Linked DNA regions of Homo sapiens: region 2 is linked to region 1. The links are chromatin loops, found by intact Hi-C in ENCODE. Cell type or tissue: Panc1. All regions are shown on one strand.

What was found. Peaks named below come from ENCODE experiments on the same cell type or tissue, not always from the same donor. Only the 100,000 strongest peaks of a DNase experiment are listed, where the experiment ranks them.
Region 2: a loop joins it to region 1, with 4 times the contacts of the local background. A loop is called at or near these places in 23 of 110 quality-filtered maps.

What each region holds. Positions count from the first base shown.
Region 1 is chr16:10,029,575-10,034,574 of GRCh38, forward strand. The region is part of intron 2 of GRIN2A (glutamate ionotropic receptor NMDA type subunit 2A); the gene reads right to left. It overlaps LOC105371076 (a long non-coding RNA gene), which reads left to right and starts at 2,062. Exons shown (of 3, transcript XR_933061.2): 1 at 2,062-2,117; 2 at 4,085-4,285. In Panc1, CTCF peaks have their summits at 2,081 (motif pointing right) and 2,289; no DNase peak of the experiment used is centred here.
Region 2 is chr16:10,174,604-10,179,603 of GRCh38, forward strand. All of the region lies in intron 2 of GRIN2A (glutamate ionotropic receptor NMDA type subunit 2A), which reads right to left. Among named protein-coding and RNA genes, the nearest start is that of GRIN2A, 5.3 kb to the right of the region's middle. In Panc1, a CTCF peak has its summit at 2,411; no DNase peak of the experiment used is centred here; H3K27ac peaks cover 1,967 bases.

The DNA of each region.
Region 1 (5,000 bases):
TTAAAAGTTAATGCCCCAACATTTATTTTGGGGATACGGCATATGTCTCACCTAGTCTGGGACTAAAAAGTTTCCTGCCTTATTCATGCAGGGGCTTCTTCATGGTTTGCGTAAGGCAGCCAATTAAAGTAGAAACTCAGACCTGGCACAATGCTCACGCCTGTAATCCCAGCACTTTGGGAGGCCGAAGGGGGTGTAGATCACCTGAGGTCTGGAGTTCGAGACCAGCCTGGCCAACATGGTAAAACCCCGTCTCTACTAAAAATACAAAAATTAGCCAGGTGTGGTGCTGCATGCCTGTAATCCCAGCTACTCAGGAGGCTGAGACAGGAGAATTGCTTGAACCCGGGAGGCAGAGGTTGCAGTGAGCTGAGATTGCACTACTGCACTCTAGCCTGGGCCACAGAGTGAGACTCTGTCTCCAAAAAAATAAATAAATAAATAAAAGTATATATATACAAAAAGAAACTCAATGGAGGCTGCAGCATCTTCAAAGTTTATCACTGATTGTGTAAAGCAAGCACGGGCTATGTGCAAGCTGGGCTGCCTATGGACAGGAAGGGATCATTTTCAGAGGCGTTTCAAATCATCTTCACGTTCTTGGGTGATTTTTTAAAAAAAAATCATTAAATGTTATACAACTCTCATTTCTCTCGTCCTTCAATATTACTGCATTTCTCTCATCATTCAATATTACTGTCAGTTCTGGCAGAAAATATAATATACCCCTGCTGAGTTTCCTATGCCCTTCTCTGCTCCAGATCATGTTGTGTTTGTATGAATAGCATGTGCACAGGTGAGACACTGCCTCCTTGGAAGACACCAAAGGCGTGTGGCTGCTGTGTCCAGTCACGTGCTCAGACTTCACCCCTGCTATGGGGATGAGGGCAAGGGTATTGGTTTTGGTCTCCTGCCTGCACTTACTGTTGCCCTGGGGGTGAAGATGCTACCTGAAAACCCACATATCCTGGAAAGGTCTCACACAAGGATCAGGCGTTTTCAGACAGAAAGGTTTTCTTGTTGATGTTTTCTACTGCATTCTCTCTTAAGCTCAAGACTTTTTATTTTGTGTTTTTTACATTGATGAGTTATAAAGGGGTCTCTCTCATCTTTCCCTTCTTTTTACCTTCTTCTTTGCTGAATCTCTGCTCTCTGGCCAGGAGTCATTACATAGAAACTTAAGTGCAGGGTGATCATCTATTAACTCAGCAAATAGTTATCGACAGCTACAATCTCAGATACTATTTAAGGCTTCAGAGATACAGCAGTGAGCAAAATTGCTGTCAAAGTGCCCACATTCTAGTGGAAAAAGCAATAAATAGATGTATTATTTGTTGCCCTAAAAAAGTGAAAAGTGAAGCTTCTTTGGTATGTCTCATGCACCATCTAGGGGGTAGGCTCTGCCATACTGGCTGCTGACTTGTTAAAAATACTACTATCATGAGGCCAGGGAGAAATCTGAACTCGGGAAAGTGGTGTGGGGGCCAGAATTTGAGAAGAGAAGAAGCCTACGCTGGAATCGCACTTAGTTCACGTCACTTCCCAGATCTGGCTTCCAATGGCCTCTTCTCACCCTCTAAATAAAATACGTAAATCCTCAATGTGGCCTTTACAATCTGCCTCTTTTAATCCTTCTCTGCAGCCACAATGACTTCTATGATGGTCTTCCAATACCCTGAGCCTGTTCCCACCTCAGGGTCTTTGCCATTGCTGTGCTGCCCCCTGGAAAGCCCTTCCCCCAGATACTCACATGGGTGTCCCTTCACTTCAAATGTCAGCACAAGAGGTTTTTCCTGCCTAAATGGCAGCCAATATGCTCTAGTCTCTCGCCCTGCTTTTAAGTATTTCTTCCCAGCCACACTGCTTCCTGCCACATTCATTCACTTGCTTGTCCATTTGCCGTCTCTGTCCTTATACAGAAACGTCATCTCTCTAAGGCAGGGGCTTTGTCGTGGTCAGTGCTGCGTTCCTGGCACCCAGCAGAGAGCCCGTAGACAGTGGTGCACAATAATTACCCATGGAATGGTGAATGTTTCTTAGCAACTGTAACTTACTGCCTGCACTCCTCTCCCCTGCAGCCAGTTCTCCACGTGGCCACCAGAGGATGCTTCTGGAAGGTAAATCTCATGTTCACCACCATCCACCCTGGCTTTAAAATCTTTAGTGGTTTCTTTCTGCTCTTATAGCAAAGATGCAACACCCAAATGTGGCCTGAGGGTCTCAGCACGGTTCTGCTCTGACCTCCTTCACTCTTACCCTCCAAGCACCAGGGTCTTCTCAGGCAATTTTTTTCAGACCAGACATTTGCTATGATCCCTCCGGCCACAGGGCCTATGCCCAGTCTCTTTCCACTTCCTGCAATGCTTTTCCCTTCCCTCTGTCACCCACCCTAGTCTTCACATCTCAGTTTCAGCCCATGTCCTCAGGGAACCTTCTCTGACCTTCCTGGGTGGGTCACACAGTACTTATTACAGCGCATCGTATTTACTTGCATGATACTTTTTTGAAATATGTCCCTCCTTCTCTAGACTGTCAGATTCACATGAGCAGAAACAGCACCTGGTTTTGGACCCCATTTTATGCTGAGCCTAGCATATAGTAGGCTTTCAAGAAATCCATGAACAAATAACTAAAGAGCTGTGACCTTCAAACAAGCTACTTCAAGCTTGTTGAGCCTTGGGTAACGATGGCTATGCCAGAGAGACATGGGAGACTTCAATGACATAAAATGGATGATATTTTATAAACAACAATTGGCGCACACTGTACAAATTAAGTGATTTTTTTTAAATGTGGGTCTACCCACCTCTAAGCCTTTCATCTAATTTGATACCTTCCACAGAGATACCTTGATCTAAATGCCACCTCTGCTGAGTTTCTTTTAGCGCCTTTTGCATTATGAAAAGTCAGTATCTCATTGAATCTTCTCATCAAAACAGCCAGACATTTACCATGTGTTCCAAGTGCTTTATATAAATTAACTTTCAGCCCTTGCAACCCACCTTCAAAGGTAAATACTATCATTATCCCCATTTCACAGACGAGGAACTGAGGCACCAAGGAAAATGAAAACTTTCCAGTAGGCACACCCCTAGAAAGTGGTGGATTCAGGGTTGAACGAACACAGTTTAATGCCGGTCTCCACTCTGAGCCATTAAACAACAGTGGTGGAACACACACCAAACAACAAATGGGGAAACTGAGGCCCAGAGAGCTTTCATCATAGCTTCTGCCTGACTCCCAGCTGCAACTCCTAACATAAGTCTCTGCTCATGTGAAAGAGTTCAGTGTCCTCACCCAATGGAGAGTTTCCTTATCATTGTCCTTAACCAATGGAGAGTTTCTTGTGTCCATATATCCAGTGTCCTTACCCAGTGGAGAGTTTCTCGAACCCATGACTACACCATGCTTTTAAGCACACCAGGCTCCTAGGATACCACAGGTGCCCCAGCTGGTTTGCACCTGTGGGCAAAGTTTGCCCTGCATTCCTGGGCACGTGATTATACCTATATTGGGGTGAATTTCTGTGACTTTCCCAGATGCATGTATCTGACACCCCCACCTACCAACCGTGAACTGTTATAATTCCATCAACATTTGCCAAGCAAGATTGTACCACATGGAACTCTGCAGTGAGCAGAGGTTACAGAGTGAGGCTTTGGCCAAATAGGTCTGGGTTCAAATCATTCATTCATTCATTTTGTTAACAAACACTGTAGAGCTTTGGCTGTATGATGGGCCTGTGTTACCAACTCAGGATACCAAGGTAAACCCAGGAAACACAGGTGCCGCTATCAGAAACCCAGAGCCTGGAGGGGTAGACAGACACTAAACACAACAACAAGCAAGAAAATTGGCAATTGTGATACAAGCTACGATGAAAATAAACAGGATGATGTGATGAAACAAAACTGAGAGTGAGGGGTTAGAACAGGGCCATGATCTTCTCCCCATCAAGCTAAATGTGTTTGGGCAAGTCTCGTAATCCCTCCAAACCTGTTTCCAAATCTGTTCATGGTGATGGTTAATCTCAAGGCACATATAAAATGCTCAGAAATGAAAGCTATGCCTTTCTGGAACCCAGGCACCAGGCATTCAGGTGTGAACAAAGCTATCCATGCAGTCCGGGAGGGGAGCCAGAGAGAAGCAAGCATGTGCGACCAGCATTAAAGGGGCAGCTGCAGTCAGTCCTCTCTGGAGCCCTGTCCTTGTTCTTCCCAACACAGCCTTGTGCGTATGCTGATGCTGCATGAAATCCCTGCTTCTTCATCGTTCGTCACAAGAGGTAAGTTCCCCAGCTCCATCCCAGCCCAGCAGCCAACCATAGGAAAGGCAGCTGAGAAGTGCCTTCCTTCTCCTGCCTTCTTGGGTCATTGAGCAAAGAGGAGACAGAGGCACACGGGCCCACTCTCTCTTCTTTTTTTCCTATCAACCGGGCCAAACAACCAGCAAGGAACACCTGCTGAAAGGTGAAGAGGACAGAGCCTTGGCAGAGATTAATGCCTTCCTGATGCCAGGCGGCCGTGAGAACTGAGATTGGCAGTGTGAAGGTCCACCTTCTCTGCAACCAAATCATAAGTGTCCCATAGACAAAGGCTTTGTGTTTATCTGCCTTCAGACTGGTCAGTGATCAGGGAAGCTTAGCAACTTGGGGCAAAACTGGCTCAGGGCCGGGCATGGTGGCTCATGCCTGTAATCCTAGCACTTCGGGAGGCTGAGGAAGGCTGATCACTTGAGACCAGAAGTGCGAGACCATCTTGGCCAATATGGTGAAACCCTATCTCTACTAAAAATCCAAAAAATTAGCCGGAATGTTAGCACATGCCTATAGTCCCTGCTACTCGGGAGGCTGAGGCAGGAGAAGTGCTTGAACCCAGGAGGCGGAGGTTGCAGTGAGCCAAGATCGTGTCACTGCACCCCAGGCTGGACGATAAGAGTGAGACCCCACGTCAAAAAAAAGCAAAAAAAAAAAAAAAAAAAAAAAAAAAAACTGGCTCAGA
Region 2 (5,000 bases), 150 kb after region 1:
TTTTCATTATTTATAACACAAAAAAACAGGGAGGTGTAAAGAGGAACCAATTATTATCTTGGAAATAAAGTATATCCTTGTTGAAATCTATAACTCAACAGATAGTCAAAATAATAGACCATCCATGCTGTTTCTTTCTAAAATAAAATAATAGACCAGACACAAATGAAATGATGTAGTTAACTGGAGTATAGAATTGAAGAAACCTTCCCAAACACAGCACAAACAGAGAACTGGAAAAAAAAAAAAACAAGATACATGGAGAATTGATTGAGAAATTACACATATATATATAGTACAGTCATGTGCTGCATAAGGAGGTTTAGGTCAACAATGGACCACAAGTACACAATGCTGGTCCCATAAGATTATATTCTAAGTTTTTGCTGTACCTTTTCTGTGCTTAGATATGTTTAGATACACAAATACTCACCAATGTATTACAGTTGCTTACAATATTTAGTATAGCATTCATACAGTAGAGTATGCTGTAGAGGCTTGTAGCCTAGGAGCAAGAGCCTATAGCTCATAGCCTAGGTGTGTAACAGACTATACCACCTAGGTTTGTGTAAGTGCACTCTGTGATGTTCACACGATTAAATCACCTAACGATCCATTTCTCAGAACGTGTCCCACCATGAAGCAACGCATGACTATACATATGCATGTATATTCAGAAGGAGAGAATAGAAAGAATGATGGAAAGAAAGAATCCAACAGATAGCGGCTGAGATTTTCTCCAGAATTAAAGAAAATCTTGAATCCTCTAAGAAAGTCCACAGAGGGCAAAGCACAATAAGAAAAACCATATATACTATAAAATCCTGAGCATGCAACTAAATAGATAAAAGGAAATACACCAAAGTGTCAGTAATGTTTACCCATGGTGATAGGATTTGGAGAGAGATTTTTATCTTCTTTAAATTTCAATGTATTTCCTAAGTGCTCTACAATGAAAAGGCATTATTTTTATATGTCTGCGGAGGAGAGAAGCATTTGTCATGTCAAATACACATATACAGATAAACAGTTTTTTTAAAAATCTGCCCTCAAACGACTTACACTCTGGCAGAAGACATGAGGCTTGCATAGGAATAACATAGAAAACGAAACCCAAGTGATAACTGGCATGGATGGATATAGCTAAAATCTGAGCCTCGTCTTTTCCTGCATGGAGCAATTAGGAATATGGGGAGAAGTGATGGGGGGTGAGAGGGTTAAGGACACTGAGCAGAAGTGTAAAGATCTAGCCCATATTCTGGGCTTACCAGGGACTATTACTGCAGCTGGAGTGTATTTCACTTAGACAGGGTCAAAATGGCCAAGCCAAGATAAGATTAGAACTTCATCTACATCGAGCATTATTTTCACCTCTTATTTATTGATTTTAATTTTCCTTCTTTTTTTTTTTTTTTTTTTGAGACAAAGTCTCACTCTGTCACCCAGGCTAGAGCGCAGTGGCATGATGTTGGCTTGCTGCAACCTCCACCTCCCAGGTTCATGCAATTCTCCCTGCCTCAGCCTCCTGAGTAGCTGGGATTACAGGGGCCTGCCACCACATCCAGCTGATTTTTGTATTTTTGTAGAGATGGGGTTTAAGCATGTTGGCCAGGCTGGTCTTGAACTCCTGACCTCAGGTGATCCACCCGCCTTGGCCTCCCAAAGTGCTAGGATTACAGGTGTGAACCACCTCGCTCAGCCTTATTTTCACCTCTAATTTAGTTATATTGCAAGACTACCCAATGATGCGAGCAAAACATTAGCACCTCCATTGTAAATTAAATTAACACCACAAAAATCCACCACATTTGCATGACATTTCAATTGTTATAAGGCTTTGTTATTTTCTTCAATGGTCAAGTAGACAGACAGAAGGAAAATGTGGCACATACACACCATGGAATACTATGCAGCCATAAAAAAGGATGAGTTCATGTCCTTTGTAGGCACACGGATGAAGCTGGAAACCATCATTCTCAGCAAACTAACGCAAGGACAAAAAACCAAACACCGCATGTTCTCACTCATAGGTGGGAATTGAACAATGAGAACACTTGGACACAGGAAGGGGAACATCACACACTGGGGCCTGTCATGGGGTGGGGGGAGGGGGGATGGATAGCACTAGGAGATATACCTAATGTAAATGACGAGTTAATGGGTGCAGCACACCAACATGGCACATGTATACATATGTAACAAACCTGCACGTTGTGCACATATACCCTAGAACTTAAAGTAAAAATAAAAATAAAAATAAAAAAAGTTAAAAAAATGTGTGTGTGTGTGTTCATTTTAACTGATAACCAAATTGACTACTATTCTTACCAGCAGGGGCACTATCATGTTGCCAATGTAGAAGTAAATATAACACACGTGTGTTCTGGATGACTTTACCAAATCAACATCATTTTAACAGGAGGCAGAGGCCTTGTCAATCTAGGAAGGTTGAGGCTGTAGTCATAATACCATTTGCAAGCGAGGCAAGGCAGAGTTTTAAACAATGCACCGTGACTGTTTCTTTGGAGACAAATAAACTCAATGTTCAGCTCTAAATGAAACATGTGGCAGAAGCACAAGCCATCTATATATGTTACTAATGGAAGGAAGGGCTGTTCACCTCTCAGACAATCTCCTTTCTAAATACATCCCCAGTTTCTCAAAATACGACCTTTTAAACCAACTTCTCTTGGTATCACCCAACTCCTCTCAATATCACCGTTCCACATGGGGACCAGACATATACCCCGATGTTACCTCCACTGAGCTCTTTGCTTCCCTGCCACCTTGCCTCATCTCCCTACAGTTCCACCAGAATCACAGAGAGTGGCCAATGTCTCCAAGACCAACTCTGAAAGTCCCAACAACAATCAGGAGTATCGAATCCCCTCCTCCATTTTTGAACCAATGGACCCTTTCATTCTTCTTCTCTCCAACCCCTCTTAAGTCTCTATTCTTTATTTCTCTGGAAATGTCTTTTCTCATCTTCCTCTTGCCCTTTCCTGATTCCTTTTCTCTTCTTACTCTTAAGTGAGGTCACATTTTGGTCCACATCCCCAAAACGCAGTTTCATCCCAAAGGAGAGAAGAATGTTTCCACCCATACTCCCTGGACTTCTCAAAACTTTCTTTCTAATGCCCCCTTCAAGGGAAGAACAGTTGCTGGTCTAGTTGGTCACAACCTGCCATTCACTGGGTCAAGATTCACTAGCAGGCAGGGTCACTGCCTATCAAGGGGGTTCCCTTCCATGACCCTACACTCTTCCGGCTTCTCTCTGCCTACGTTCGGATGAATGAGTCACATGACAGCCTGAGCCACACACCTATCGACTGAGACTTAGAAGTAAGAGCCAAAGCCTACCCGGAACCTCCCAGTCTCACACCACCTTTTCCAATTCAGCTTTTCCCAGATTTCTCCATTGGGTTGTGCCAAACCCTCATGGATCCAGAAATTTCACTTTCAGTATGGTTACTGTTTCCAGTCTATCACTCCTTTAGAAAAACTCAAGAAGGAAGAAGGGATCCGTGGTAATATTTAAATCCCAAAATCATACTCCAAGGCGTGGCTGGAAACTGGCTGTTCTTCTCCCTCAATGCCTTCTTTAGAAGATTGGCCCCTCCCATACAAAAGCCCTCTAGGCTGTGATTCATCATAGCTCTCCATGCTCAGCCCCTCCCACAAAATGAAACTGATCCCTTGTCCCTCCTGAAGATGGATGACATCATTAAAGTATGGGCTTGATTTAGTGGAATGGAAGATCACACCTTGGGATCAGAAATTCAGCTACCTAGCTACATCAGCCACTATGTGGTCTTGGCAAATTCCCTTAACTCCCCTATGGCTCAGTCACTTCATCTGAAAGTTACAGCATGCTCCAAGAAACCCTAAGATGCTCTCCAGTTCTGAAATTGTCAGTGGTGGCAGAGCATGGCTAGTCCCTACTCTCTTCTTCCCAGACAGGAGCCCCCCAAAACTGAGAAGTGACTGGGAAAATGCTCAGCTACACACAGGAATTCTGCTAGCCTGCAAATCATTTAAAATGAATGTTTAATAAGACACTGCATCAATTGTGTGCTACAGCTGAATGTGCTGCAGCCCAGGAGACCTGAAAGAATTAATACGGTTACCAAAGGAGCTGGTAGGAATCGCTGAAACAGAAGCAAAAGCTGATGTGATGAATATAAAAGTGCTTTGAGAGCATCAAAAGGAAAGCGCTACAGTGAATGTCTGCTCACTCCACTAGAATATCTCCTGCCATCTAAGGAACACTCTCCAAGAAGGTCTCAGGGCTAGAGGCTATGGCACACAAGTACACTTACTCTTTCCTCGCCTTCTGAACTCCCAATCTTTTCTCAGGACTTAGAGGACAGTACACACACAACTCCAATCTTTCCCTTTTTTCTCATTCCTCACTTTACTTCTTCATTCCAGCCTTCTTCCTTCCCTCCACTTCTGTGTAATTCCCAAACCAGGCTGTCATAACATCGCCTTCAAATCTTCAAATCTCTCTCCCTTCTTCTCCAAACCAAAGCTCCCAGGCTGTCCACAAAAAAGACCCTCCCTCTCATTCAGAGCCAACTGATTTTTGTACACTCTTTCTTGCATTTTGAGACTCTCCAACTTTAGTACCAAGACCCATCTTTGTTCAGGAGCCAACTCCTTCATCTGAGGGCCTTGGAGCCCCAGACAAAGAACACGTAAGGAAAATGCCAGGCCCTCCATGCTCTGGGTTTGGAGTTAATTCTTTCCACTCCCACCCACTCCCCTTGAGGAACGGGTCTCTCCTCCGCTCCTCTGGCCCAGGGCTTCTCAAACTCCCCACCTCTGTTCCTCTAACTGCAGAGTCAGAGGAAGCATGACATTTTTTCTGCCCTTTTGTGCTTTACCTAAAAACTTTGCATTTTCTTCCAGAACCTACCCACATTTAATAATTTTTAGAAATAGTTTTAGTCACTTACCATAAGAGGAAAAAATGGACATTTTCCCACAAAACAATCAGG